7 separate regions of the Mus musculus genome follow, and regions 2, 3, 4, 5, 6 and 7 are each linked to region 1. The links are chromatin loops, found by intact Hi-C in ENCODE. Cell type or tissue: left cerebral cortex. All regions are shown on one strand. Each heading gives the region's core, and the rest is flanking DNA. Links, peaks and the distances in the headings are about the cores only.

Evidence for each region. Hi-C counts contacts between places; a loop is a spot of excess contacts. Peaks named below come from ENCODE experiments on the same cell type or tissue, not always from the same donor. Only the 100,000 strongest peaks of a DNase experiment are listed, where the experiment ranks them.
Region 2: it touches region 1 in a loop (2.1-fold over the local background); 3 of 42 quality-filtered maps call a loop at or near these places.
Region 3: a loop joins it to region 1, with 2.3 times the contacts of the local background. A loop is called at or near these places in 3 of 42 quality-filtered maps.
Region 4: a loop joins it to region 1, with 2.7 times the contacts of the local background. A loop is called at or near these places in 2 of 42 quality-filtered maps.
Region 5: a loop joins it to region 1, with 2.4 times the contacts of the local background. A loop is called at or near these places in 2 of 42 quality-filtered maps.
Region 6: a loop joins it to region 1, with 4 times the contacts of the local background. A loop is called at or near these places in 12 of 42 quality-filtered maps.
Region 7: it touches region 1 in a loop (2.2-fold over the local background); 2 of 42 quality-filtered maps call a loop at or near these places.

What each region holds. Positions count from the first base shown.
Region 1 is chr10:29,359,934-29,364,396 of GRCm38, forward strand. Rnf146 (ring finger protein 146) reads right to left here and starts at 2,509. Exons shown (of 4, transcript NM_001110197.1): 1 at 2,031-2,509; 2 at 1,352-1,412. It overlaps Gm30698, which reads left to right and starts at 1,463. Exons shown (of 2, transcript XM_030245425.1): 1 at 1,463-1,736; 2 at 1,771-2,690. The coding sequence starts at 1,463. The coding sequence ends at 2,576. In left cerebral cortex, for the core only: no CTCF peak of the experiment used is centred there; DNase peaks (open chromatin) are centred at 1,752 and 2,156; H3K4me3 peaks cover 2,570 bases; H3K27ac peaks cover 1,385 bases.
Region 2 is chr10:29,412,139-29,416,601 of GRCm38, forward strand. No RefSeq gene overlaps it. Among named protein-coding and RNA genes, the nearest start is that of Gm24286, 19 kb to the left of the region's middle. In left cerebral cortex, for the core only: no CTCF peak of the experiment used is centred there; DNase peaks (open chromatin) are centred at 2,461 and 3,408.
Region 3 is chr10:29,421,503-29,425,965 of GRCm38, forward strand. No RefSeq gene overlaps it. Among named protein-coding and RNA genes, the nearest start is that of Gm24286, 29 kb to the left of the region's middle. In left cerebral cortex, for the core only: no CTCF peak of the experiment used is centred there; DNase peaks (open chromatin) are centred at 2,495, 3,012, 3,282 and 4,092; H3K27ac peaks cover 1,304 bases.
Region 4 is chr10:29,531,275-29,535,274 of GRCm38, forward strand. It overlaps Rspo3 (R-spondin 3), which reads right to left. Exons shown (of 5, transcript NM_028351.3): 1 at 3,958-4,000. Among named protein-coding and RNA genes, the nearest start is that of Rspo3, 2.6 kb to the right of the region's middle. In left cerebral cortex, for the core only: a CTCF peak has its summit at 1,696; DNase peaks (open chromatin) are centred at 1,717, 2,360, 2,684, 3,096 and 1 more place; H3K4me3 peaks cover 2,719 bases; H3K27ac peaks cover 378 bases.
Region 5 is chr10:30,548,167-30,552,629 of GRCm38, forward strand. The region is part of intron 11 of Trmt11 (tRNA methyltransferase 11); the gene reads right to left. Among named protein-coding and RNA genes, the nearest start is that of Trmt11, 50 kb to the right of the region's middle. In left cerebral cortex, for the core only: no CTCF peak of the experiment used is centred there; a DNase peak (open chromatin) is centred at 2,159.
Region 6 is chr10:29,311,125-29,315,587 of GRCm38, forward strand. Echdc1 (enoyl Coenzyme A hydratase domain containing 1) reads left to right here and starts at 2,376. Exons shown (of 6, transcript NM_025855.4): 1 at 2,376-2,609. The coding sequence starts at 2,543. Gm46218 (a long non-coding RNA gene) reads right to left here and starts at 2,293. Exons shown (of 2, transcript XR_001779751.2): 1 at 2,113-2,293. In left cerebral cortex, for the core only: a CTCF peak has its summit at 2,423 (motif pointing left); DNase peaks (open chromatin) are centred at 2,103 and 2,361; H3K4me3 peaks cover 1,847 bases; H3K27ac peaks cover 1,429 bases.
Region 7 is chr10:30,535,669-30,540,131 of GRCm38, forward strand. The region is part of intron 12 of Trmt11 (tRNA methyltransferase 11); the gene reads right to left. Among named protein-coding and RNA genes, the nearest start is that of Gm22623, 44 kb to the left of the region's middle. In left cerebral cortex, for the core only: a CTCF peak has its summit at 2,580 (motif pointing left); a DNase peak (open chromatin) is centred at 2,566.

The DNA.
Region 1 (4,463 bases), core at 250-4,249:
AGTTAAGTGGGGTTCCATACTTTTGAGGGATCTTCTTGCCTTGTGTATGACTGCCCTTAAGAAGCCCCATCCTGTGACTCTATTTACTTTTGTCTCCGTCCTTATACTTAAGTGTAAGGCTTTAAATTCCTTCTCTGCAAAGTGGGCGTTGTATTGATTTCATTAACTCATGAGATACAAATGTCAATTTATATTTATATGTAATACATGTATTCTCATCTAACAGATGTTTCAGGCTGGCAGACATTCTATAAATAAGAAAGTCCTCTTATTAACTGGTGAGTGACCTTTGCCAAGTTATCCCTATGCTTTTGTTACTTTGCTCTAGCCAGCCTCTGTAATTGGACAACTCCAAACATTTTAATTAGCAGGCCTTTAACAACAGGCTTTGTATTAACTAACTAGAAAGGTAAATGAGAGTATACAAAGAAGCAAAGGAAGCTGTAGACTAGTGTAAACAGTGTGTATGCTCAAAAAGACTGTTTCTAATCCACCCAGCAGTTACCCAAGTTCAGACTCTGTGATCAAGAAGGCAACCAAGCAAGGAGGTAGAAAAGACTCGGATCTTCCATCTCTCATACTGATAGGGAAATGTGATAAGTCCTTCAAACTCATATATGGCTGACAGAAAATATGTTTTAAACAGATGGATATGAAAAATTCTTCCTATTATTTTCTTCTTCAAAGTCAAGGAATCATGTTGGATCCAAAAAATAAAACAAAACAAACCCTCCAACAGTTTCAAAGTGGCACTTTTACTAAATGGCATGTCTCCTACAAAAAAAAAAAAATCATTTATGTTTGCATTCCTGTTATCTAATGAACAGTTATTTGGGACATTTCCCCATGACTACAATTCGACTCAGTTCTTAAACAGCACAAAACAGAAACTTTCAAACGTTTAATAACAGGGTTTTCATTCTTTCCCCATTACACACGCCCAATTAAGACATAAATAAACTCTATGATATCCAAGACCCAAGCAAACATATCCAAAACTCCATCTTTACTGTAGCAGTTACTCTTGAGTTTTCTCTAAAATGAGATTTACTTCACCTATTTTCAAGTGTTTCTACAGCTCCCAGACGCTTTTCACGCTCTGCTAGTATGTGTGGGTCGTTTTCTTAATTTGTTCTTTAATATGCCATGTTCTTTAAAAGTCTAATGATACAGATCATTTATTGTTATGTTCTACGCATTCAACTTCTATGACAATACGTGCCTTTCAATGCCCAAGCTCCAGGTGCACATCTAGTTTGCAAAAGAACACACACACACACACACACACATACACAGATAAAATGTAGTTGTCAGAATGCGTGTGCTAACTTACAGTGGGGAAACATCTTACCTAATTATAGAGGACGGTTCCATTTCCACATCCTCAAAAACAATGTCACATAGCCCTTTCTCTTTAAAAAAAAAAAAAAAAAAAAGTCCAGAAAATAAGACAGTGACAACAATGGGGATCCCGTGCGCTCTCAGATGGGGTGGAGGGTTAAGGAGAAAACTCCACATCCAGCAAGCAGAACAAAGCGACTGCCGGAGCTCTCAAGATGCACCCGGCTTGGGAGGCCCAACTGGTATCCCGACACCTCAGGCTGGTTTCGGGTTTGGGGAGCCATCAAAACAAGAACGCTCGGCGGCTTCCGCCAGCGCGAGGAGGAGGGGACGACTCCGGGCACTGGGCAAGACCCAGAGGCACAGCCGCGGCGGCGGCGGCGGCGGCAGGGCAGGCGGAAGATAGCATGCAGCCCGTGGCCGACTGAGGCCCGGTCGAGCCCGCTGGAGCTGCCCGCAGCCTGGCCTGCCTGCGCAGTAATGGCCGGGGCCGCGCCCGTCACAGTCCGGGCTGCGCCAGCTCGGCCTCCCTCCGCGCGCCCGTCCGGGCCGCGCTGGCCAAGGGCGTCCCCGTCCTACCGGCCCCCGACCCGCCGCCGCCCGCCGCGGACTCCGAGCGCCGCCTCGCAGCCAACGAAGCCGCAGTGCCCCGCCGAGGCCCGCAGCCCACGGCCCCCCGCGCTCCTCACCGGTCCGGCCCGGAGCCCACCTCTCGGCCGCCGCCGCAGCCACCTCGCAGTCTTTTCTCCTCCGCTTCGGAGCCCGCAGCGGACGGGGACGCGCGCGGCCGTCACGTGACCGCCCGGCGCTCAAGGGGCGGGGCCGCGCCGGCGGAAGCCACGCCCCCTCACCGTGATCCCGCGCGCGGCGGCCCTGGCTGGCGGTCCCCACGCTGGCTGCTGCTCTTCTCTGTCCCTTGCTGCGACCGGGCTGCTCCTTGTCCCTGTTCCGGTCCTCCCTCACCCTCTGCGTGGCGCATCTTGTGGCCTCCTGGTTCTGAACTGGTGGAGGTCCATCTAGGTGGCTTGTGGGAGGAAGCTAGACCTTCAGTACCAGGAAGAAGAGCCTTTCCAAAACTCAGCCTTGGGTCAAGTCCTATGTTTCCTTTGGCCGTGCCCTTGGAGAGACTACCGCTTGTTCCTTATACAAAAAAGGCACAAGAAAAGTCACGGCGTGGACTGGATGGTCCCCGAGATGCTCCAATTTATTCACCTCACAAATGGCCAGATATGTAATGGGAGAGGGGGTGTGCTGGGGTGTCTTTTAAACCCTAACAGCATAGGAAGCTAGAAGAAGAAATCGTCCCGCGAATCTAGAATAAATTTCATGGGTTAGTTTTATGGCAAGCATATGGTGTTACACATCAAAATCTAGTCCTTGTTCATTTTAACCGGCACATGATCTTTTTCAGAACAGTTTTCTCTACTTGAAGTTGCACAAAATGGACCAGAGAACCTTTTCACCTTTGAAAGTATTTCCGCATTCTGTAACTGTTTGCATTGTGCTTGCAACAATGTTGCATTTTGAGGTTACATCCACTGTTTGAATTCAGGACTGAAAAATGTACTGTGCACCTATTTATAGGGTTTCAAGGCCACTGATCCAAAGGAAGAGCTCATCTGCTTAACATTAATAGCTGTAAATCCAGAGCATGGGTTCGGGTTATTCATTCAGTTGTTATAGGAAATATTATATGAACTTTTATAGCCTGAAGAGAAAAGGTTGTACATCAATGTACGTTGAAAGGGATAAGACATTGAATAGGTGAGTCGATGTGAGCAAGCATGTGGGTCTATTTCATAGGCTTCAGATGTTAAAATATTCTTAATTTCAAAGGGATCTAGCGGTAGGAGGCTGATTCACCTTACTTGAGGATCTGGGTTCAATCCCTAGTACCATTGAGGGAAGGGGTTGGGGGGATTAAAAATGTTGATGGAAGCTACTGGCTAGCTAGGTTTCAACAGTGCATACCAAACAGTAACAAAGATGTTAGGCCAGAAGATACAGGAATTTGTAGCAAATGGTTACTGTGGCAACTATGGGCTATGGGGGAGGAGGGACACAAATATATGTTCTTGTATGCAGCATTCTCCTGGACCACTGTTAGAAAGTTTAGCCAGCCATTCAGTCCACAGGATCTTCCACACAATTGTGGCTTCTTTAGGGAAACAGGTACACTGTGTGTAAATGTCTCTTGGTATCAGCTATTTCAATACATTTTCTTCTAAGTAATACTATTTTTATAACTTTAATTAATGTACAGATATTGAGAAACATGCCATCTTAGCTTAGTTCCCTATCATGTCATTTTATTTTTAATTCCAGTGGTATACAATATATGTATATAATAGTAGCAAAGTAATAGCAAAATTTTGACCTGTTCTTCAAGATTCAAGTTTGAAGAAACAATAGCAGTAATACCAATACAATATTCTGAGAGGGCTCATCTACTCCCTACAATAATCCAATGTCATCCTTTGCTATTCCCATTTTACAGATCTAACACACAACTGGGGTTTGAATTCAGGTAGAGATTCTATGAAGATTTATTTCTGGGTTAGGAAATTTTCCATAAAGAAAGTCCTGTTTGAGAGAGCAAAAATCAGACAGATCATAAATATCTTGCCTAGCCCCTACGTCTATTAGGGAAAAGCTTTTTTATGTTGTCCTTCAGTCTCCCTGGGTGCATAAGAGGCGCGGAATATCTAAGTGCCTGGAGTCTTATTTTGTCTGCTTACTGAAAAACCTGAGACAGACATGAAGTATCAGAAACCTAATAAAATTCTCTCTCAGATTCAGCCCTTTCCCACAACCATGTCAAAACATGCTTCTGTATCTTTGTTCCAACCCATCTTTAGTTTCTTCCTCTTTTGCTGCATATACACTTTGCAAATAATTTCTTCGCTGCCTCTTTCCATCTTCAAAATACACTCAGGATCCTACTACGTTTTATGCTGACTTCTAAACCAAACCTAAGTGAGGTCATATCATACTTCTGAATACACATATACAACCACCTTTGGCTTACCAACACAAAGACAAATCAAAAGTCCCCCTTTTGTGTGTCACCCTACTTTATGATCTCCCATACCTCTTAATCCACTTTCTGTTCCTACAACACC
Region 2 (4,463 bases), core at 244-4,243, 52 kb after region 1:
AAGTCGGCAAGAAAACACATCAATATAATTTTGCCAGAATGACAAATCCTCGGCAACAAAAATTCACCACAGTGTCTGTTCTGCTTGGACAGGGAAAGCATATTTTCTCTCAAGTTAGCAATTGGCCACAAGCTGTTGGTGGGAGGTACACAAACTGCCAGAAACTCTCAGTTCTTTTACACTGATATCCAAATTGAAAACTCTTCAGGTATTTTTCACAAGTCTTAGAGATTGCGAGAGACAGACAAGAGAGATGCTTGGGAGTAGTGAAGGAAACCCAGATGGAACAGAGTGTCCTAGCTACATGAGTATCAGTTGTGTGGAAGGAGAGTAATCATAGTTTGGGAAGAAAATGGAATCTGTACAAATTTGCCTTTAAAAGCAAATATTTCAGAGGTGACAGTGTGCTGACAGACACAGACGATGGTATCCTCCATGTTAGGTGGCCATATCTTTTATGTCACAACCATAGATAGATAGATAGATAGATAGATAGATAGATAGATAGATAGATAGATAGATAGGATGGAGCTGAGGCCTGAGTGACACTAAGTGGCTAAAAATTTACAGAAAGCCTAATACTATTATTCTGCTAAATGAACACAGCAATAGATTGACCCCTAATGATTTTGTGCTAGAAATGCAGATCAATTCTTTATATATTATATATGTAATACATGTACACACATATTATACACACACACACACACACACACACACACACACACACACACACGGCTTGGGCACTTTTTCTTTTAAGCAAAACCAACAAAACACATCTGTACCATAATCAAACCACTCTTCCTTATGCTCTGATTGAGTTTACAAACCAGCACAAGTGATAATGATGTAAGAGAAAGGACTCATTCTGAGGTGTGAGCCTATCATTGTTTCATCAACTCCAAGTTGATACGTCTTTCATAGGATGCAGTAGCCATCCCTGACTCTCAATGACTCTTGAGGTGCCCCATGTCACCCAGAAGATGCCTAGTTGAATACCACAGTTGTCTTACCTCTCCCTCATTTCAGAGATTCCAAGTAGACCTTTCAAGTCACTCCTTCCTCTAACTTGTTCTCAAAGTTTAGAGGATGCTTGTTGAAGCCAAAGAGGTTGCAGTGTAGTGGAGAAGTGTGTATGGACAGCCACAATGTCTTGTGTTAGAGGCCTTTGCCACTCTGGGACTTGAATCCATTGCTGCAAAGGCTGTCCTCTCTGAAAAGGAAAGGAACCTAACAGTGGGCTCTAGCTGTGTCAACTATTGTTTCTGTGATACCACATGCAAAATCTTCAGTCAACACATCCTTAGTCGCTGTGGTCAGGCTTCATGTAGGTATGTTTCAGTCCATGTAAAAGTTATTGTCTCAACTGGAACTAATTCTTTTTGCCAAATTTGTAGAATAACTTACTAATTTGCTATCTCTATCTTTTGCTTTTTTCCCTCTCATCCTGCCCTCCCTCCTTCCTGCTCTCCCTTTCTCTTTCCTCCTTAACTCATTCCCTCCTTTCCAGCTACCTATATGAGAAAAGGCAGATGGAACAAAGAAATTAGAGAAAGAATTTCAAGGTTAAGAAATGCAGCAATCTGAAAGTGTGTTGTATAATGAATGAGAAGAGTCAACTCTCTAAAGAAATGAACCAAAAGAAAAAAAAAAAAAGAACATGTAAAGATACAAAGGAGATGATTCTCAAAATAGTAATGAGGGCTTTTAAATAAGGATGGCAGAAATCCCAGTGTAGCTGGCCTGGTAAAAAACTATTGGGGCCATAGCAAAGAGCATTGAAGAATTCCAGAGCAGTACAGATATCCAAACCGGCTAAGGGGATGTCAGGATTCTTTATGGGAAAAAGTCTACTTTTGATTATATTATTTTAATATATACACTCCACCAGATATATGAATAGATTTAGTTGTGGTTAGGTGTGTATGTTTGTAAATCTATGAGTGCCATAAGAGATTTTTATGCAAAGATATGGCTAACTAGAATAGAGTATCTTAATTTTAGTCTTTCCAGGTACACATTTTCATACATCAAAAAATACATATTTACTGGAAATAAAAACAAACATGGTAATACTTTATTACCCTGGAGTTGTCTCTCCACACTTCCATGGTGATCTCTAGTGGATTTAGCAAGCCTTGATCATCCATTTTTTTTTTTTTTTTTAGTTTGGGGTATAGGACCTGAATAGTCTAGAACCAAAGTTAAGCAGGAGGCACTGTCAAGTTTCTATTTGTTTTTGTTTTTGTTTTTTGGCTTCTGTGCCTATCTAAATTTCACTAATAGTTCCTGAGTCAAGGACAGAGCACACTAAAGAACTTGACAATAGCACAGAAAACCAAGAAAGTTTTTGGCCCCAGACACGGGGCAGAATCTGCTGGATTTCTTAGAATCCTCTGTGTTTTGGGGTTTGGCTGGGAAGGGAACTCTAGGGAGATCCCTTGGCTCTCCTTGTGCAGCTGGGTGAAAGAACTAGCCAGGGTTATGTAACACACACTGGATAAAAGTCTCCATCATTTACACAGAGCCAGAAAGTTAAAGTGCATGAAAACTGTTGTCTTTCTATAAAATTAAACAAAATTAACGTAAAGAACATCATTCTTTTCCTACAGAGAAATAAATACTATCCACAATTGATCCTCCTCTGAAATTATTCCTGAAAAGGCATTAAAATTCTAAAGTTCTACAGCAACATTCATTTCCTCTTTGCTTCCTATCCTGCTGGTAGAATTGGCAGTCATAATTTTCAAAGTTTAACATGTAAATTCTAGAGTCAAGAGAGTTCTGCTGAGTTTATGTTGTTAGTTACTTCCATGTTTTTCACACATAACTCCCATTTATTTGTTACTTATACTGGTTGTGAAACTAACTTTTAGTGTTGGAACCATCTCTCCATTCCTGATTTACTCTTTTCTTTGCATTGTCCAGTTGGGGACTGACAGTGAAAGTTCAATGGATGAGCTGTTTCTCAAACTAGCTCATCAGAAAAATGAATCTCTATTTTCTCTCTTCTCAGGAACTGTGGGCTATAGATTTGCATAACTTCACCTTCCAAAGATGTAGGGATGATTTATTGATCAAAAGGTACCACATATTCACCATTGTAATATGATTATGGAGTACCCCATGTATGTCCATGTATTTGAATACTGTATCTCTAGCCATTCGTGCTGATTTGGAAGGATGTAGATCTTTTAGCAGGTAGAGATTTCCTGGTGGGCAGGGAACATTAAGAGAAGGTACTGAAGTTTTATAGCCTGTCCATACTTCCTGTTCTGCAAACTGACTGCAGCTATAATGTGACCATGTTCCTGTGGCCATGTCTTCAGGGAAACAATGGACATACCCTTTTTAAATCCATGCTCTAAAGCAAGATCTCTCTCTCTCTCTCTCTCTCTCTCTCTCTCTCTCTCTCTCTCTCTCTCTCTCTCTCTCTCTCTCTCTCTCTCGTTGACTGTAGTGAATGTAGCACACTGGGAAATCTTCCAAAATAGAGTTACATAACTTCACCTTGTAAAGACATAGATGAGAAGTAAAGAGAGCTTTTGGAAATGTTACCATATGCAAAAGATTCCTTCAGGATCTTACATATAAGTTATTTCAGTGTCTCTTCTCCAAAAGTCTTTGGAGGTTTTGGTGATTTTTTAAAATTTCAGAACACCAGAAAAATCTCATCCTAATAAATCTTTATTTGTTGCATCAGCTACTTTAAGGTAGCCTTTGGTTGTGTGTATTTGATAGAAACCTAATGTTCTAAGATTTTCATTATTCCATTTCCCCTCATAAATAAACACAGTTACACTGCTTCAGACTGGAACTTTAGGATCAAGCTCCTCCTGGGAACATTGATGAGGTTTACTCATGGAGAAGACCCTTCTGCATCTAGAACTGTCTATCCCTGGGTCACTTAAAGCAAGTTCCAGAACTTATAGAGCTTGCCTTTTCTGGACAAATCCATCTCTTGGTTGCCATCATATGAAAGATCCAGTAATGTATACACTCTAGAAAACAACTCATAATAGAAATTTCTCATAATAGAAATCCTAACGTTATTTCAACATAGGCTCCCTTGAAGGTAAGGCTTGATTGTTCCCAACCTTTCCTACGACGGAAGATGCCTTGTGGCTAAATCCAGGTCAGTCTCATCTTAGGATACGTTTGCTCCGTGTGTTATTATCTCTCTTTTATTATCAGATTTTCAAAATCTCTCTAGATGGAAAGCTGGCAATGCTGGTGCCTTCGCTTTTTTAAAAAAAAAAAAGCATCCCTCATTTTGGCTGCAATACAGCCTAGCTGGGATTTAATCAGGCCTCTTGTACCATGAGGGGGGCATGATTGATTAGAGCTGTTTATCACATGAGAGAGCTCTGAGCTAACCCAGAAGCACTTATGCTCAAAGTTCTCTTTTCATAGTATTTATTTATTTAAATTACATCCAATTTCTTATTTATTTATTTATTTAT
Region 3 (4,463 bases), core at 278-4,277, 62 kb after region 1:
TGCTATGGTTACATGCACTGTAACCATAGTCTGCTCAAGACTTGGCCTGTCAAAGAGCTAGCCATGAATGGTGGAGAAGCTCATGGGACTGTATTCTTATCTGCTGAATTATTGAATGATAGATTCTTGGAGAGGGGGAGTCACTATTTTCAGGTCTGTACCCACTATTGATCATAGTAGGTTCTATTTGATGGTCCATGTGATGCTCCCATCCCCATAGTCACCCTGATGGTCATAGTTAAACTGGGAGAATTAGAAGGAAAGAAAGAAAGAAAGAAAGAAAGAAAGAAAGAAAGAAAGAAAGAAAGAAAGAAAGAAAGAAAGAAAGGAAAAGAAAAGAAAAGGAAAGGAAAGAAAAGAAAAGAAAGGGAGAAGTAAAGAAAGAAAAGGAGAAAGAAAGAAAGAGAGACAAAGGAAGAAAGAAAGATATGATCAGGAGAAACTGACAGAGAGGAGTGGATGATCGAAGGGTGTGTGGGAGTTAAGAGTTAAGAGTGATTGGGGGTGTGTGTGAGAACAATCAGTATGAGTTAAGCACGTGTATGAAATGGCCCAACAACAAGATTTAATTAAGTAGAAACTCACATAACCATAGAAATTTTTACTCATTGTGGGCTATGTTATAAAGGAATCATGAATAAAGTTAAGGGACTATTTTAAATGTGATATGCTATAAAATGTAAAATAATATCGTTAATATTGACATTAATTTTGATTTAAGGATGTTATTTCTCACTCCATCAAGTTACAAACTAGATTTGAATTAGGAGTTCAAATCACAAACAAGAACAAAAACATTATGTTGACATTATTACCTAGGAAAGTATTTTACTACAACTTTAAATATATGAATTATAAGTTTATGCTCTCTGCTTTTTCAAATACATTCAGTAGCAACCCACTGTATGCAATCTTGATTAATTCACCTTGTTATATTATGTAGCAGCTTATAACTCTTTTACACATTGGCATGCTTTCAACTATTCAATTAAAAATGAGATGTTTTATTAATGTAGCCAGTTGTTGATACAAACCATCTTGTATTTTTTATATTCAGCAAAAATGCAGCTAAACTCTCTCCATTAACTTCTTACTTAATAGTTAAAAATAGAAGCCTAATGTAATGTTTATAATACAGATCCAATAATAAATTTAGAATTCTAGTTTTCTGCCCAATGGAAATTTAAGCCCTCCCACATGCAAATAAGGTTTCCCCAAACTCTCAGTCCAAGCCAATGTAAAATACCTGCTGCTAAACCCTGAATCATCCCCAAAACTATATATAAATCCTATCCAGGAAATAAAAGGTGTGTGAGAACTATTCTGTCATCTGAGACTTTTGTCCTAAGAGCTGTAACACTTGGGAAGAGATCTGCTCTCCCAAAGCTCCAGCTGATGCTCTGCCACACTCCTCACTGGCTAGTCGGCTTCTCTTCGCCTAGCCTGACTAGACTCAATGCAGGGTGGCACGGAATTACAGCATGGCAGAGACGGAGGTGGAGCGGACCAGCGCAGTGGAAGTGGGGAAGCAACTTCCCCTCCCTGCCCACATTTGCTTCCCTTCTCTGGAACCCTTGCACCAGTCCTGGCCAGAGATTTCCATGGAAAGCCTCTGATACTCAGACCCCCAGTGGTTCTCAACCCTCCTAGTCATGTGACTATTTAACATAGTACCTTGTGTTGTGGTGACCCCACCCAAGCATAAATTTATTTTTCTTACTACTCCATAACTATAATTTTGCTACTGTTACAAATCATAACATATATCTGATATGCAGGATAACTAATATGTGACCCCTGTGAAAGGGTCTCTCAGTCCCCAAGAGGTCGAGACCCACATGTTAAGAACCACTCTTCTGGGGGAGGGGGCTGGGAAAGGGGTTAACATTTGAAATACAAATAAAGAAAATATCCAATAATAATAAAAAAACTACTCTCCTATCTTGATGACTGTCACTTCTGTACGGATAGTAATCCAACACTCCCACCTCATTACCTGAATACATATGGATGATACCAGGGCAGACTTAACCAGCTTGGGATCATTATTTCTAGTTTACCATTTTTGTTTTCACAATCACCTCAATTTTCTGCTGTCTCTTCCTTTTGGACTTCTAGGAATAATATCAGTGTCAAATTTACCTTAATTACTCATCTGCACACTTGGTTCATTTAATCATTAATCTGAGTTCATTTTCCTGGTTTATAAACAGGCAAAGTATTACCTACCTCATCTTTCTGATATTACATACAGAGATCAATGACACAAATCAACATTGCTTTTTTGCTAAAGAGGAGACAATGAATGATCTGTGTTATTCACCCCTGTACAAAGTCTTGTGATTTACTACTTTTAAAATTCTTTTTGAGACTGTAAGTTGTCCTCTTCTGTCCTTCGTAAAACCCCACATCTAACCCTAGATCAACAAGTCCCTCCCTTTCTGGCTGCCAAACCCCAATGAAAATAAATGCCTTGACTGCATGGCTTGAAGCCACTACAAACTCACAGTCTCCTACATCAGTGGAGCTATTAGCACTACACAGTAAGACTTCTAACTAACCATTGTCTACTTCCTCTTTCATGTCCCACAATAATATTTGTGAGCCTTCACTACTTTGATGTTCTCCATCATTTTTAGCAAATGATCTCTACATCGGAGAGAAAATGCAGACCCTTTTGGAAGAACGTTTTTCCACTTCTGGATTCTTCCCATGAAAATAGCTGCCCCATGTATTGGGTATCTATGTGTTGTTTGGATCACATCTTCCAATTTCTTAGGCACCTTAGTTAAATCAGGTATATTTCAAGGGTTTTATTTTTCTTCTTTGATTCTCATTTACCATATTCCCATGTCCTGCAACTCTCTGATCCTAATCTGTGCTTCACTGTCTCAGTCAAAAGCCCCACCTTGCAGATGTTTCTGATTACTAAAATCAACAGGCACATTTCAGTTCTTACCTTATGTGCCCTCTGATTGTTCGAGATTCTTGCCTTCATCCTCCTGATGCCATTTCCTTGCATGGTTTCCATGGTATCACTGAGTTGATTCTTGTCCTTTATCTGCCATATTAAAAACTCTGGCCCATTTGTAAGACATTAACCACATTTAACAAGGATCCTCTAACATCTAAACTTCTAACCATAGTTTTCCCCGTATCTTTATAACTAATGGATAATTCAAAATAATTCAAATGAAACTCATTTCTGGTGCCCTATATAGGATTTTAAACATATGCTGCAGCAAGCTGAATTGTCATCCTCATGGTGTTAAATTTACATACCTTCTGTCTTTTCTGGCTTGGCAAACAGTATCACATTATATCCTCCTCTCTTAAGCCAGAAACTTATTGAATCTGTTTGTAGAGTCTTATCCAATTTTTCCATATTATTTTTAAGTCTAATTTTTAATTATCTTTCTGTGATCACTGTTATATCCCTGGGCTTCGCTGTATTTTCTTCAAAAACTTCCTCCTTTGTTTCTGCCAGAATGAGCTGGATAACATAACCATCGTGTTCCTGGAAGAGAGTCATCATGTTCAACTGAAATTCTCTCCATATTTCCTATAACTCTCAACTTTAAACACAATTTAGTAGAAACTAGTTTGTACTGTACTAAGCATTTACTAAATGACAGTAATTTCGTTGTTTCCTATAAATTCATCCTAAATATAATCTTCCAGAATAAAAATGAAATAGGAACAAATGTATATGTCAAAGATGAAACTATTAGGAAATGTATTCAGAATTCAAAGAAAATATTTTAAAACATAACCAAAAAAAGTCTCATAATGTTTGTTACAAAAATAAAACAAAGCTGGTCTTGTATCTTGGTCTGTATTTTATTTATTTCCTCACAGGCTGCTGAGCTCCACTGGTTTAAAAGTATGTGCCAAACTCAAATTTATACATCCAGTTATCTTAAAATAGCTCAATCAAACAGAATTTTAGACATTTAGCATCTGCCAGCTGTGCACTCTTATAAAACTTCATGCTGCATCTTCTGACCACTAATAAAAGCTTTGCAAGTACAAGATTCCAAGCTATTACAACGTTTTCAAACACAGTAGTGTGGAGGCAGAGGGTGATATGGATGAGATTTAAATTTTCCTCTTGGTAGCACTCAAGAATTTCTGCAGACGACTTTCCACAATACATAGGATATTTCAACAGAATAGTTCTAGGTGGACACTAGATTTGGGGGAAGAAAACAGAGGAAGCAGCTGAGACAAGTTGATGTAGCAGGTAGGCAGCTGTAGTAGATCTACCAGTAAAGGTTCACAGCCACGAACTATTTTAGAAATGGAGTTACTGGGTTTGCTAACTGACTATGATTGGGATGAACAAGAAAAGTCAAAGGATGAGACTGGCCTCCATCCTTTCCAGTGTGAACAATAGAAAGGTGGAAGCGCTGTGGAACCCAGAAGAGCTGTGTTAAGAGAAGATTCTCAGATACCAGGTGCCC
Region 4 (4,000 bases), core at 1-4,000, 170 kb after region 1:
TATCTGTTAACATGATTACCAGGATCAGCAATAAAATCACCAAGAGATCAGAAAAGCTTACATATGTCAACATCCCTACACCATCATAGGAAGTAATCAGTTCCGATAAATATATTATTAGTGTGATTATTTTTGTTGTACTTTTGATTCTTTTCACCCCTCTCTGCAGATTGTAGTAGCTGTATTTTAATTGGTAGGCATATAATGAATTTCTAAAACACGAATGATCTAAAAATCTGAAAAACTAAGATGAAGTTAATAGATGCCCACAATTAAAGAACATTGTACCTAATACCCTCTTGCAGAGAGGAAATGCCCTCGGGGGCAGAATCATCCTAGGGAGGCTTCTGGATAATCAAATAATGAAGTATGATGAGAAAACACTCTAGTCAGATTCGTCATTTGTCAGCATCATCGCAACAACACTTATAAAGATGACCAGTTATGCACAATAGCCTAGTCTCTAAACATATTGGGAAAATGGAATTCTGGAGATCATCAAGTAAATTATTTCATTAGCCTGATATCCTCTCTATGGCAGGTTCAGCGCATAGTATAAATACATAAAAGGCAGGAACGTTTATATGAGAAGACAAATTTCATTGACTGGCTATCTAGCTGGCTAGTAAGGTCCTGTTTCTTAGACCCCCCTTCTCTCCAGAAGGGAGATGCTGTAGTACCAGTTTCTACACTTCAAGTGAAGGTTTCTGACCCCACATAAATAATCCAGGTAAAAATGTGATGCATTAGGAAAGAATTATGATTGCTATGATAAAAATGATGTTTAAATGCTACTAACATGCAACACAAAATTCAAAGGTTGCCTTTACAAAACTTCAAAGGCTGAGCTGGAAATGAGATCAAAGAAAGAGTTTAGGCTTTGTAAATTAATGTCCAGTGTCCAAAGCTAGAGCTTGCTGCTAAAAATCTTGCTGAATGATGACTTTCTGGAGTGAGTAAATGCTTTCTTTACGTTTTTATCTTGAAGAAATTTATTTTGTCATCTCTAGGTACTGTATATCAATCAAAATCAGTACAATCATGTGTTTATGCACCATAACTACAGAGACATTTTAAAAAGTATAAGACTTCTGTTTTAAAGCATTGCATATTTTATAGAGAAAATCGTAGACTGTAATAATTAGGATCATTGGTTTGTGAAGATCAATAGAATATTGATTATTGTAGAGAAACACAAGAATATTCACATGACGCTTTATATCTGAACATGTTTAACACCGTAAATGACAATCTTTGCTAGTAAGGACCTTTGGTACTAAGATATTTAAGAGACCACATTAAAAAGAAAAAAAGACTTTAGGAGTCTTTTATTTTTAACCTTAATTTTCTACCTCTCTCATTAGTGATGTTTCTAAACCTTTAAGAAAATGACGCTATTACTACAAAGCAAACGTGATACTCCCAATTGCTCTCTTAAGTTTCCTTATGGTGGAAAAAGAGAAATGTCTGGCCAGTTTTAAAATAATTTGACTACTGCCTTATTATTCATTATAAAAATAGTCCCAGTTACTATTAAGGAGATTTTTATTCAGGTAGTTTTTAAAAACACGGTCCAGGTGATTTTATAAACCTGCTGCATTAATTTCAAGTTTCTGGACATTTAACAAGGATCCTTACTGCAAAAAGCTATGCTGCGCCTGCCAAATCTTTCTTCTGTCTTCTCGGAGGACGCAAGGGGTCGCCCCTCTCCCAAGATTGCAGGAGCAACCGAGCCGCAAAAGCCGACTCAAGAGCAGCCGCACCAAGAGTGCAGCAGGAGAGACCTCTTTTCCAGACCCATTACCATAGAATCACTGAAATTCCAGCTCAATTCCATTTATTTTGTTTCTTAACCCCGCAACACAACGAGAGGGCGCCTTTGACTTGGCTTTGAGATGATACAGGAAGAGAGAAAAGCAGTCTCTTTTAGACTTCACAAATCATCGCCCTAGTTCCAGCCCAGATGTGCGCATTCTGAGTTTCCCCACTCTGGTCCTTTGGGGTGTAGAGATGGGAACGAACGCATAACAAACTTTCTTTGCTTTCTTTTATTTCTTTCAGAAACAGAAGCCCCCGCACCCAACCAAAAACTCAGGTACCAGTGATGCTGAGACACAGGACCCTGCCCCACCCCGGCAAGTGTGTAGCTCCGGGGTCCGGGACACTACAGAATGGAGTAGACTGGGATAAGCCTATTGGCATGAGCTATGCGGGGCAAACAGCCGTGTTCTTCCTAGCTTCGCTTTCCTCACTGGCCCCGAAACTCAGTGCCCAGCGGACCAAGCTGGCCAGGAGTGGCGATGTGGCCCCCCAGGCTGCCGCTTCAGTATACCGCAGCAGCAGGGCCTGAGCGATAGAGTGGGTGGGAGGGTTCCAAAGAATACAAACCACTCAGAGGCCAAGAATAATAAATCGGATGCCCTGACATGTTTAGTTTAGGCTCTCCTGCGCTGAGAAGCGATCCTAGAGGCAATAGGGCCAACTCGGACTCCAAGCTTCTGGTATTCCCGCCCAGCCACGATTTTTAAAGGCAATTTTCAGGTGAATCAAACTTTGTCTGGCTTGGGCTAGAGGTACAAAGGGAGCTTTCAGGGGACCCTCACGTCCTGGGCCAGGACAGAGACAAACAGTGGAGAGAGGAGATTGCTAAATTTCCACCCCACACAAGTGGTCCTGTGTCCTAAGAGCTACCAACATCCCTGCCTCAAGGGTTTTGTGGGCTGGACACTTGGGAAAGAGATCTCATCTGGGAACCAGACAAGGTCATGGGCTGAACAACCCCCCAGATCCAAGCTACCAAAGCAATTGCTTTACTGGTTTTTTTCTGTTAGTTTTCCTTAGTAACTACCCCAGGGGGGCCAAGAGCCCTCGGTAGAGTCAGGGTTGTCCTTAGCTCTTCGAAAGGACAACCTTTGCGGGCACTGACAACAGCGTGCTGGGCCACCCGGGAACAAAAAGAGAAACCACCCTTACATCTGTTCCCGAATCTCTGAAAGATGCGGGCATGCCTTGCACCAATTTAGGTGGAGGCTGCCCTGAGGCATCCATTTAATTCCAGCAAAGGCACAGTTTCACACAGCCAGGACATAATACTCTCCTGTGTAATAGACTGAAGAGCAGAGAGGAGATGTGCTGGGGGAACCCGACTCTCAGTATGCGCCTGTCTCAGGGGACCCCCTTTAAAGAGTCTGAGGTGGCCAGAGCATTCACGTGGGGACAGGCAAGGCGTGAAAGTGACTGAAGTTCGGAACCTCTGGAGTTCCTCTGACTTCCAACCCCAGAGGATGGGACATGGGGCAACTCAGCAGACAGTCGTGGAAGCCCTGGCGCCTCAGCGCCACTCCACTCGTGCGCTTCGTGGGAAGCTGCAGCGCGGGAGCTTGCTCACTGTCCCTTGGGCCCGCCCCAGGTTGATTGACTAGACTACCATAAAACAACCTAGGGGGAGGGGCAGCCAAGGTTCCCGGAGCCAGGCGGGAATTTGGGATGATCCCAGTCTCCTTGCCTGCCATTATCAAACAACCCAAAGGCAGGGAGACCCAACTGCCTGGGGCTCTAGGCCTCCGTCGGAGCCTCAAAGGAAAGCACAAATCCCTACAGCGAATCTAGGAAAGAAAGAAAGATTTCCAGATCCTGATTTACAGGGGGGGGGGGGGGGGGGGGGGGGCAGACTAGCACCGGGTGCACCGACTCCAGTACTGGTTTGTGTACTGGAGTAGAAGAGCCAGTGCCCCGAGTTGCTATCTCCTGTGGGAGGCATAGGGTGTAGGTTGAAAAGACTGTTTCCTCCAGCAGCTGGGTCTGGGCAGGCAAAACCAGCTGACAGGTGAATGTGGTGGAAGGGAGCAAAGACATAACGCAAAGCAAAACCAAAACAACAACAACAAAAACAAACAACAACAATACCCCCTCCTCTCCCACTCCCCCCCCCAAAAAAAAAGAAAACCCCAAACTTACTTCTTCGCTGGCGCCTTCCTCGGGAGGCGTTTTGGCTGCCAAT
Region 5 (4,463 bases), core at 152-4,151, 1.2 Mb after region 1:
TAAAAAAAAAATGTTAAGGACGTCTATAAGATGTGTAAATAAGTCTAAAGTTATTTATGAAATAATTCAGATAGCTAAGTACAAATAAAACCTCCAGGGTATATTAGTGCCCAGGTCACAGTCACTAGGCTATGACCCTGAGTCATGGACATGAGCAGAGATGACCAATCCCTACATCACAGGATAATGCACGCACTAATAGAGCCCAGAACAAGACACCAGTAATTGTGGGACACGGCTGAAGCAGAGAGAAGAGCAGCAGGAAGGGCCTGAGAGCACTGACGGCAGGCTTTAGTTTTTCTTTGCAAACCTTCATGTCTTTCTGAATTGTCTCTGCACACATTTATGACATGAGCTAAACCTCAGACTCTAAATGGGAAAGGTAATGGCTAAGGACCCTGAACCAGCTTAGCTGCTCTAATGTGTCAGCATCACCCTGACCACCACTCTTGGGGACTTTTCGATGTCTCTCTGACCTTCAACAACCTCCTCCTCGCTGTCTCAATCACATGCTCAAAACCATCACCACTCACTCACCAGGCGGCACGCAAGCTGCATTTCACCCCATTATCAGAGGAAGGAATTCTCTTCAAGTCCTTCTTGGCTAGTCCTTAGGGAACTTGTGACCATTTTGGTTTTTTTCTCCTCTAAAAAGTCTTTAGCACTTACTCTACAGACAGAAATAATGTACTTTTTATAAAACTAGTCCATATCAAATTTAGAATCTCCATAGAAATATTTATGACATGAAGAAATATATTTTACATCATGACTGAAACTAAATTTAAAAATAGAAACAAAGAGGAAAATATGGCTTTGAACTTAAGCTTATACACAGTATAACCCATGGGTCTCTAAAACAGTGTCATGCTTAAGAATATACACTTATTTTTAGGTAGGATCCTACTTTTCACTATGTAGTGTAAGTTGGCCTCATATTCCAACTCTTTAAAGAAACCTTTTATGTATACTGACTCGTGTTTTGAAAGGACATTTGAATACGCACAAATAAAAATTTCTTATACTTAGGCTTCTTATATAACTATAAAATAAAAATATAAATCAAATTCACCTGTAAAAAAATAATTAAAAGTAATATTAAATGACATGAATAATGCTAGTATTGCTCAAACAAAGTTGCCAGTAGCTAGCTTTCTCTTTTGAGTAGGGTATGGTAGGCACAAACCACAGGATTTGTTCGACAGCATATAAAGATATTTGGAGGTTGGTTTTTTATTTTGGACTCCCAACATTACTGTGAGAAACCTCCTTTCTCATTAGCCTCTTACAGTCCGCTGTATCTATGGACTGGCTGTAGGACACCTCCTACCCTATACAGTAATCCAAAGAGTCCGGCAAGTCGGGAGACATTTGCATAATTATGTATAATCTCCTGTATTCTTTAAATCATCTTTAGATTACTCAGAATACCTAACAGCAAGTTGGGAGACATTTGCATAATCTATGTATAATCTCCTGTATCCTTTAAATCATCTTTAGATTACTCAGAATACCTAACACAAATATAAATGGTACTTGCTATACTGAATTACTGTGAAAATGGTAAGAATAAAAAGTCTTAGGTTTAGTATGTGTAAAACTATTATACTCCAAATTCAATTTTTCATTGAAGATTGGCTGAATCCAGATATAGAAACCACAGGTATAGAGGACTAACTTTATATATGAATGACCAAATCAATGGAAAACATATGTCCAAAATAATACTGAAAATTTGAATAGTAGCTTAAAAACATCTTCAGTGTATACGGAATTCCGTATTAGTGGACTGTTTGCCAACTATTAAATCTGTACTTTGCCTAGACAATTATATTAATACCTAACTCTGATTTTATTACTGTTTCCCTGTAACTTAAGTTACCTATTTAAAACTGAAATCAGACCAAACAGGCAAACCACACAGATTTAGATCAGTGGTTGCTAAAGGCAGGAGGAGGGGTAACTCCACTTGGGGGTTTCTTTGGGAGTAAATGACGTTTCCTGTGGGGCGGTTGTCTTTATAGTGGGACGGTTGCACAATTTTGTGGAAATACTACAAACCACAGGAAAGAGAAGTGTATAGTGGGAAATGCATGAATGCAAATGATATCCAAGAGGTTTCTAAAAGCAAAACTAGTTATACACATAAGCCTCTAGCTCTTCCATGAGTCACTTCTCAGTCACTCTTCTTCCTATAAAATGTTAAGTTCTTTCTAAATGTTATATATTTCACCTCCCGCCTGAAAAACAGACTGCAAATTTACTGACCACTGAACTGAATCATTCTTTGTTTCCTAGATAAGGACAAAAAGATGTTCTCTTCCATAAATCTACTGAATACATTAAAATATATTCCTAAAATCTTGAGACATGTTATTAAGCTCCTTGGACATCATTTATATTTTATGTGTCTCCGTGTATGTTTGCTACCTGTGTGTGGGTTTCCTCAGAGGCCACAGAAGGCCCAGGGCTGGAGGAAGCTAGTGATGAGCAGCCCCGTGGAGGTTCTGGGAACTGACCTCAGGTCTGCTGGAAGAACAGCAAGCACTCGTAACTGGTAAGCCATGCTGCTAGCGCCCACACTTTATTTTAACTGATAATTTGAACATATGGTTATGGGATATAATAGAAATTTTTGATATATGTATGTTAATCATATTCCTTTTTAAAACTTTATTTCATGAACATGTGCATACAGGTGCCACACACACCTGCTGAGCTTGGAGAACAACTTTCAGGAATCTTCTCCTTCTACAACATGGTGTCTGTGGAATCAAACTCTGGGTCACCGGGCCTGTGCAACGTAGCAAGCCACCTTGCTGGCCTTGCTGTCACTTCTATCAGTAACACCAGCAGCTGGATTTCTATCTTCCACAAAGAACATTTCTAGACAGTTTAACAGTTGGCAAAAAGAAATTAGATAACAAAAGCTCCATGGATTTGTGGAACCTGAGCAAGCAAGTGGACTCACTCAGGAGCTCTGCAGCTCTGAGACGAATCTCTGCTCTGTTTCAGTTTCGTTTCAGCCAGAGGAAGCCATGAATATTAAACCCACCAATATCAGAATGTAGTGAAGAGACAACAGAGATCTAATAATGAGCATGGGAGGATCTGGAAATAACTGACACAAATCAACCAGTAGATTTCCACAGTACTCTTCCCACTTGAGCTAGCTACACAGCTGGGAGAAATCTATCCTCAAATGAAACGTCTACAAAGGAACACAAACTAGCTCTACCTTATTCCTGGCACTCACGTCTCGTTGGGGTACAGTCACCCCTGTTATTTGGTGATACTTTTTAGACGTCTCTTATGTGTGTAAACAATTTAAGCTTCTTCAGTTTTCACATGACTCTCAAACACCTCTAAGTGTTAGTTGCTCCTTTCCATATCCCTCCCCTTTCCTTTCTTCCATCTCTCCCCCCATTTAATCCCCTGCTCCAATCCCAAATGTGTGCCCTATTTCCCCTTCCTTGAGAGATTTCCCTGCCCCACCTTCCCACTTGTCTCTTACTCTGTACCTAACCTCTATGGTTATACAGTTTGTAGCATGTTCATCGAATGCTTAAACGGTAACCTAACATCCACATATGAGAGAAAACGTATACTATTTGTCTTTTGGGGTCTGGGTTACTTCAGTCAGGAGGACTTTTTTTCTAGTTCCCTCCATTTACTCGCATATTTCGTAATTTTATTTAACAGCTGAATAAAGTTCTGTTCTATAAATATATCAATATTTAGTCTTGTTTGGGCTTTTTGTGTGTGTGTCTTACTATTCTTTTGCATATACACCATGGTTTCCAATTTTGTGGTTTATGCATTTCCTGTGCCTTTCTTTTCTTCCTTATTTTTTTTTAAATGATGGTTTGTTTGCCTAATTGTTTTCTAGAGAGAAAGAAAGGGTGCGGGGACATGGGTGAGAAAGATCTGGGAGGAGTTGGTGAAGGAAAAATGGTGATTAGAATAGCTTGTTCAAAAAGAAAACTTGCAAAAAAAAAAAAAAAAACCCAAAAAACTAAAACAAAACAAAAAAAGGAGAAACTGATACTAAGTTTTATACCCAGGAAGCTCATGCTGGCTTGAAACATACTATGTAGCCCAGGCTGCCTCAACCTTGAGATCCTCCTGCCTCAGGAGCCTGAATACTAGGATTACAGTCTACTTTTAAACATCCTTGTAGCTATAAGGGTCTGGGCATTTTTCCCCTTTTTCCTTGTATAAATTATTAGAAAAGTTACTGAAGAAATGTACAGTGGCTACTTTTTAAGGTCTTTGGAAATATAGTTAGCTTAAATCCTTGACTTTTACTGTACAGGAAATGCTGTGAAAGCTGTCCTCTGTATGCAGCACCCACATTTGCATCTAGAAATCACTGAAGCTCTCACTCTATGCCGTAAAACCTTGTCCTGTGGGCAGTGAGTCACTGCCCCTTCAACTGCCAGCAGCTATACCCAAGACTGGGC
Region 6 (4,463 bases), core at 288-4,287, 49 kb before region 1:
CTTGGATTTTCTATTCACACCTGGCCATTGTTGGGTTAGTTGGACTGCAGCCTGTAAGTCATTCCAATAAATTCCCTTTATATATACATATATGTTCCATGTATGTATGTGTGTTCCATATATATGTGTGTGTTCCATATACGTATATTCATATATATATATATGTTCCATATATGTGTGTATATTCCATAAATTCTATGACTCCAAAGAACTCTGATTAATACAATGATTAAATCATATATATGCATACAGAGGGGACTGTATATGAAATATAAACAATGATTTGGCTACTTCAGTTCACCAAGTGTTCAGTTTTTTTTCTCTATCCCAAATTCCTAAGATGCTTTTAAATTCTTTTTAACTTTTTCTCCATTTTACCCATTCCATTTCAACTTGCTGGTAAATTGTTTGAGAAGTGGCAACTCATGAAATACTTGGAAAATTGACAAAGGACAGGGTAGTATAATATCTAGATTACATAGGAGTCGACTTAGTAAAGAGAGTAGCAAACAGTTACACAAGAAGAACAAAGGCTTCCAATACTGGACAGCTGCCCAGGACACAATAAACACATCCAATCAAGGAGAAAAGTGGCAAATGACTTCTGTCAAGTCACTATTGTCAAGAGGTTTTTCTGTTTAACACTCTAACAGTGTATACTGCTTACTACATAAGAAAGAAAATCAGGCTGGCCAAAAGAAAAACTGAAAAGATCTAAATCATAATGTCCGGTATATTCTGGCAATAGGATCCTGGAGTTTTGCCTTAGTGGCTTTACTAGATACTCCTTTCTCCTAAAGCCTGATTTCCTGGTTATTACTCAACCCATTTACATCAGATTTTAGAAATAAGCCTTCCTAGCAACAAATAAAAATTAGTGTGTGGCTTCTCGACTGAGGAAGTTCAACAGGGAGAACTGGGACAAAAGTCTCTGGAAACAACCACAGGGAACACTGACGAGTCTGCAAGGCCAGTTGCCTGATTAAAGCCTTCAGTGTTTGTGTAGAGGCTGGAATGTGACAGGTCCAGGGTCACATGATAATTTATCTTGGACCATCATTAGCTTAATAGTCATTTGCTACCACCTCTCTGTGACCTAACAATTTAATGGTCCCTGGGTAAGTCTTTTGGAACAGACAAACTAATAGCTTCCACCAGTAGAACTGCTAAGGATGCGGTCAACTATAATTTGAGAGCTACAGATTCTGAGACCTAAGATCTGAGACTTAAAATCTCCTTGTTCCTTTCACCCCATGCTTTCACATTCCCATCAGTGTATTTGGAAAATAATTTTTGTTGGTCTGTTACCCTAACACCTTCATATTGGAACAAAGAACTGGGGATAACCCAAACCTCACTTATATTTGGCTTTAGAATAAACTCTCTGCCTTTTGAAAAATACTAGAATTAAACACTTCTAGTAACGATTTCTTCCTACCAGTTCAGCTAACCTAGGCTTATTAATTCTTCCTTATTAAACACACCTTTGTATTATAAACTGGTCACCATTTCTGCCCTACTGCTTTGCCACATTATATCCATCCCACCAGAAAACATGTTTTTATTTCTTTGATCATTATGTATGATAACTGCAGAAGTCTATGAACACCAGAGTGCCATCCAAAGCAAGGTACAGAGCTGACAAAACTGACCCCCTCTGGACACCCATCTTTCTTTTCTCCCCTTTCCTTCCGTTTTTAAAAACAAAAACATTTTGCTTCGAGTCTTTAAAGAGCACATGACATAGTCGTGTCACAAAACCTGCTAAGTATTTTTTGACAAACGATAAAATACTGCCCCCAGCAGCTCTTAAATCCAAGAAGGCTCAGCGCTCTTTAACTTTCTCTCGCCTTCTTGTCTTATCGTTCCCTTTTTTCATTTGCAGCCAATTGGGGTACGAAGTATTTGGGTGGCCTCCTTTCCCTTGTCTGAACCCTAAACCAAGGAGATGTCAACCACGGAAAAAAACCTGAGCTCCCTGCTCTAGCTTACAGCAGTTGAGGTGAAAGTTCCAGACATGAAGAGTCTGATGGGGAGGGGCGGGACTTCCGGGTCGCCAGAGTTCCTTCAGCTAACTCAGGAGCTCTGGCCAAAGGATCCCGGGGAGCATACCAGGAGCGGAAACAGGCCCGGAGCGGTGTGGAAGCCGGAAGAGGCTCGCGCGCAGCGGAAGGTGGGGTGCGGGAAGAGGGTCTCAGGACACGGAAGCGCAAGTCAGAGCCAGGGGCTGCGGGCCGGCGGTAAGGCTGCGGCCAAGTGACAGGCCGCGGAGATGTCCCCTCCCCCTCGCCCCCTCGCCCCCCGCACCCTGGCCAGCGCGCTGTGGCGTGATTGGGTGGCGCGCCTTTGCGGGCCAATGCAGAGCGAGGGGGCGCGCGGCTGCGCACACGCTCACCGCGCAGGCGCACTGCCCTCTGCTGGCTCTGCACCGCAGCGCAGGCGCCGCCGCGCAGGTGGGCTCGTGAGTTCCTGCAGGTCTCTGGGAAATCCTGAGGCGTTGCAGAGAACGTGGGAAAATCCGCTAAATTGGCAGTTTCAAAGGATGAGAAGGTGTGAGGTCAATTCTAAGCCGATTTCTGAATATTTTGGAATCCCTTGTGAGAACCGAGGTAATGTTCCGTGGGATCTCTACCTGTGAGCTAAATGATCTTGCTTATTTCAAACTTTTCCTACATCTTTGTTTCGTGAAGCCAACTTTTTCAACAAGAAGAGCAACCCAACTTTGATGGGAGCAATTAAAGTTATCCTATTCTGTCTCCACTTTTATCAAATCTCAAGGAGTTATGAACACCTCACTAAGGACATCACCACACGTTAGCATTTCTTAATTTCCTAACTTCCACATCGGATTCTCTAACTTGTTATTGTTTCTTGTTCTCCGTGCTAGAGATGTGACCAAGACTGATCAAAGAGTTAGTTTGAAGAAATAGCTCCCTCATAGGAGCCTGACAGGTTAAAAAAAAAAAAAAAAAAGTGAAATCTTGGGGAGGGAAGAGGAAGATGGCAACAAGACAGGCTTGTTTTGTTTGTCTTTTTGACTTGAAAACCAATTAGTTGACAGCTAGCTGAGGCGCAAAGAGGATGTGCAACAAAGTGAATTAGAAGAAACCAGCTAGATGGTGAACTAGCCATGTGTTTTAAGAAAAATCTTGGAAATCCCCGTTTGCCAGGGACTGTTCTCAACACTTCGGATGCCTTCTTGGAAACTAAATTTACTAGGACGACTTGTCAGAACTAGAAGTTAATGATAGTGTTTGATGTGACCACAGCTGTTGGTAGTGGAGATGGATTTTATGTAGTCTGGGAACTTAGAGAAGATAACTTGAAATTACTGTCAGGAAAAAAAAAAAAAACAAAAAACAACCCTGTAACAGTATATGTGCTAAGATTTGGGATGACAAAAATCAATATTTGAGGAAATAAAAGTTCTTTTCTTTGGTTTGTGTGGGGAGAGGTGTAGGTGGTGTGTAATGTGAAAACTTGAGAAACAGGTTATATATTTCATTCAAAAGTACCTTATGATTTTTCTTTGTTTACTTATGCTAATTGTTTTAAATATGGAATTATGTTAGTTTTCTAGTATAATTTAAGGACTTTTAATGGAAGAACTAGCATGTAGAATTGGAGAGGGAAACCTTTGGTCCCAGATGGCCAGAGGTGCTTTGCAGTGGCTTGGCAGTGAGCATGTTCACCTGGAATGGTCTGTTTCCTGATAGAACAGCTGCTTTGCTGTCCTACCACATGACAAAATTTAGGATTTTTGTCCTGAAGAAATGTTTCTAACATTGTAACTCAGCCATTTTCATTACCTTGTGTTCCCAGGAATATAGCAAATATAATCTGTTTATGTGTGTCTGCTCTAAGACAACATTGAAATCTTAAACTCTACTTATATTTTCAGATACTACACTAATTCACCAATATCTAACATTCTTATCCTCTTAACACCCTAGCCATCATGTATCTTTTAAAAAGTTATTTTTAATTATGTATATAGGGGTGCGGTGGGCAGGTTATATGCACAAGAATGGGAGGTCAGAAGAAATCTGGGTCTCCTAGAGCTGGAGTTACTAGCTGGAAACCAAACTCAGGTTCTCTGGATCAGTAGTAAATGATTTTAACCATTGAGTTTGTGTATTTAAAATTGAGATGAAAGTATGCACAACAAACTATTAGCACATTGTTACAGTTGGATTTCCAATAGCAGGCTTGAGCTGTTCTTTGAATTACACTGGTACAGAAAGGAATCTGAAAGAAGAGCAGAAAAGAAGGTTCAGTGTTGAAAGAGAGATACAGAACAAAGGAAGAAGAGAAAAAATGGGAAATTAATAGAAAAATGGGCACATGTCATAATAGAAGCCTTTCTTGGAAAAGTGTCTATTTCTAATGATGCAAAGCAATGCATTACATAAATAAGTGTTCAGTGGTTTAAGGGTGAAGGGTCATGATCCGATACCATTTAT
Region 7 (4,463 bases), core at 275-4,274, 1.2 Mb after region 1:
ACTTCACAGCTAAATAAGGCCTGGAACTCAGATTACTCACTGGGCATTGAAAGAGTTGATCTGGGTTAGAATGCCCCACACATTCTGGGTTAGATGAGAGGACTGACAGAAACCTGAAACATTAGTTTCACACTCAGTCTCACAAACAATTTCAAGTAGAAACAGAAACCTAAGTTGAAATAAAGTTCCATTTCCTATGTATTTCTTTAAATTCACATTCAACTACACACAGACTTTTGGAAATTTACTGTAAATTCATATAGCACTTCCCTTAATCGAGTCTTGCTTTCTTGTTTTTTGGGTTTTTTGAGACAGGGTTTCTCTGTATAGCCCTAGCTGTCCTGGAACTCACTTTGTAGACCAGGCTGGCCTCGAACTCAGAAATCCACCTGTCTCTGCCTCCCGAGTGCTGGGATTAAAGGCGTGCGCCACCACGCCCGGCTGGAGTCTTGTTTTCTTCTTTGGCACAAGAGTCAAACACTGGCTGCAACTCCCTCCTAGCTCTGCCTTTCTGCCCACTATTCTCCTTATGGCTTCCATAGCCACATAGGACCTCTCAAAATACACCACAGTTACCTGCAGGAACACCTTACTGCACCTGTGATGAGGACTTGCAGAGAGAAATGCAGAATGCCACAGTGCCAGGCAGTGCCCCTCTCTCACCCCAGCTTCTAATGTGAATCCATCAAGGAGGGAGAAGATAAGAGTCAAACATTGTGGAAAACGGGTTTCTTTCATGGAGCAAAGAGATAGCTTGGCAAATAGATTATCACTGAACTAAAGGAGAAGAATGAGGCAAACTCTTGACACAGAACGGACAGAGGTGACCAAATTGACTGTAGGCATGGTGAAAATGACACACCAGTATTTTGAGCAATCAATATAGGCTCATAAAAAAGAACTCTGAGCAGTAAGGGCAAGATGTATTTTCCTCAGTGCCACAGAGACAAGGCAGCAGAAGTATATAGCCAGCAGACAGTTGATAGGATCATTAGCTGTCGAAATGTCAGGTGCTCAGGGAAAAGATGCATTCTCCTCATATTCTGAGAAACAGAGAGAAATCTGTGTTGAGTAAATATATGAGTCCTGTGCTCAAATAGCCACTTTCTAAACGAACTATCCCCCAGCTGTGAAATACAGCATTACAGAAACTCCTGGAACCCCAAAGCTCTGAAATTCCCTGGGCAGCCAAGGACCTGGCAGCAGTAAGTCTTGCTTCGAGATAAACCAGACATTCAGGGACTATGGCTAACATTCCCACCTCTGTGGGAATATCCTAACAGAAAAATGTTCCTCATGGAACATCTATCATCACATAGAGATGCCATACAGAATGACATCACCACAATTCAAAACAAACAGCAAATTCAATTTGTTTTCTTTCCCCGCCCATAGGTCTTTCAGTTCCTCTTAAGGCTCACACTTGGGTGATAACATTCAGCTCTACATATTTTAAACCGTACTCTCCTCTGTTCACACTGCCTCTCATCTCCATCAGGAACAGCTGGAGGCTAGGCTTCACTCAGTATCCTGAAGGCCATCAAGCTTCTCTGAAAGGGAAAGGGTGCTCTCAAGCAACCGTCTTTGACCTTCTTCATTCACTCAAGGTCTTTATTTGGTTTTTATAACCGTCCCACACCCACCCACGGAGATCAATCATGGTATCTATCATTTATGTATTGCAGAACCACAATTCTGTACATTTCTAATGAACAGAAATACTGCATGCATATGAAGTAGAAAGTCACAGCTGGGAAACCACAGAAGTGAAAGCTGTGGAGATGAAGAGTAAGGCCACAATGCCCACTTTAGGAGTAGTAGCGCTGTTGGTAAAAGCGGGTGTCAAAGAGAAATGAACAACTGCCTTCCCTTGGAAGTTTGCAGCTCTCTTTCGTATCAACTCCTCCTTAAGTAAACCTTGCATCTGACAACACTATTGCTTCCTGTCATTTCTCAGCCAGTAACTAAGCTCGGGAGGAAAACACAGAAACCATCAGAAACCAATAGCTCTCACACCTCTCTCCTTTCAAAGACAATCAGCAATTGTAAATGTTACAGGAAAGAGACGGGTTCATTTATAAAAGCACTACTATATTTGTTACCAACTGGGTCTTGTCTATGGTAATTATTTAATTTTTCTGCATTCTTTTCATCTGTGTTTTGGAGATAGGGAAACAGAGATTGAAAGAGCTTGAACGATCTGCCATAAGGCATACAGCTGGGAAGCAGCACTGTGGGGTTGCTGCCCAAGTCACACATCAAAGGCTCAATGCTTTTCTCATTATTCTTCTGTCCTTTTAAAAAACGAGACGTTATGTGAACACATATAGATGACTCAGTCAATTTCCCACATGGTAGATTAGTGGGTCCTTCAAAATGGAGCCTGACATTTAAAGGACATTCTTCGTGGAACAGCAATGTTATGGTAGCACACACTTTAGATCTCAGCTTTTAGACAGAGCCTCGTAACCACTGTCCTATCAGTATTGCTAATTGTACACATACGCCATCTAGGAACTCTAACACACTTGCCAAAGGAGCCTCACAAGCCAGTGGTTCACTTTCATGCACACACTACCCTCTGCTGGCTAATGCAGATAGTTCTTCTTCATGGGATTTCCTGATGTAGATGAAAACTGTTTCTAGCTGTGAAGACTGTACACCCGACTATCAGGAGCACCCTGCTTCATTTGCTGAAAGTCTTAACTGTTCAGAACACCTTCCATCATACAGCCCTCCTATGGCCAGGATGATCACACTAGACAGTATTATCATGGATGCACACCGTTTCATCCACAGAGAATGATGCAGAGCTAGGAAGACGTACATACTTCAAAGATTCTGAAGTGGTGCCACTCATCTGGGTGAAAAACAAGTCCTTCTGTAGAAGGAGAAAGGAAAAGCACACAAAGTTGCCCACAGTCACGTGAGCTGTGTGTGCTGCTCTGCTTCCTGCACAGCTGAGGCAGTGTCACGATTTACAGCCTAGACGGCCTTTAGACGCTCCACCTTCCTGCCTCTGCCACTGCACGCAGGGGTTACAGCTTCATCACACCTAGGTGACTGTAAATTTTGTATAACTTAGTTCTAAATTAAAAAGGCAGCATTAAAAAAGAACTTCAAGGACATTAAAAAGAAAGTGTTTCAGGTACTTATAACTTTGTACTGGAATGTAAAGGGAAATAAATTGTCAAGAAAAGGAACTACAAATCATGCAGCACCACAGGAAACGCCATTCTAAGGAGAGCTAAGGACACTCTGGATTACAGAAAGAACGCATCTTTAATAGTGCATCTCAATCAAGATGGTACACTGTTTAGACTGGAAAGGAAGCGAAGATCCTTCGCTGAAAACACTTAGGTAACCTTGCCCTAATTCTGGTCTTCCTGTGCAAGTCTGCCACTCTTGTCCTTCACCTCCTCCTTAAATAAAGTAAAAGTGGTACGTTCTCCACTTCAGCTGCTTCTGGTTTGTTTTACACGGGAAATAAAGCCTACTTGATATTATAGGACTAAAATAGTCTGTTCCAGGGACTTCAAGAGGAAACTAATGGTAAAATTTGGTTTATTTCCAACAGGAAATTTCTAGCTGTCCCCAATTACCTTTTCCTTCTCCTCCTTAACATGTTTAAATATTGTTCATTATGATTTTTATTGCAAATGAGGGGCCCCAAATAATCATTAAACAGTTCTATAAATACTAAACAGTTCCATATACACTGGACAGTCCCATATACACTAGACACTTCCACATATACTAAACAAACAGTCCCACATTAACAGTTCCACATATACTAAACCGTTCCATATACACTTGCATATATTGAGGAAAGGCCTGGAGGTCTGTGAGTTCACAGATCCTGGTGGGAGACATCAATGACACACTTCCAAGCACACTGGTGTTAAATGGTGGGATGAATTGGCAACCCGTGGGAATATAAAGGAAAGGACACTTATCCAAGAGCTGCAGAATAATGTAACCTTTATAAACATTCAAAGGCAGAACTCTATGTAAAGAAGCTGAATATGGAGAAAGCGAGTCCATTTTGGAACCTGAAAGGAGACTGAAAGTTAAGGCGCAGTGAACAGAAGACAAAGCGGCACCAACTACACCTAATGATAATACCAGGAACAGAGTCACCAAAACAATTTAAAAACTAGATTTTCATTATTCCCTTTCCGAAAAATGTTTTGGCCTGCTGTCCAGGAAATGAGATGGAAGGAGACTGTGCAGAAGCAGACAAGGCAGCTGGGAGACTCACAGTAATGAGGAAAGTGAGACCTTCTGGTGGATGGTTCTTAGGGGGATGTAGATATACACAGGAAAATCAGCTACTCAACTGTTCCAGTCTAGAGTTCTCGGAAGTCATCCTCGAGTCCAGCACCTTTGCCCCAGTTATCCATCCATCACATCACACTGTGTCTATCTCATCCCCAAACTCTTACTTCCTCTTCAGCTTCACA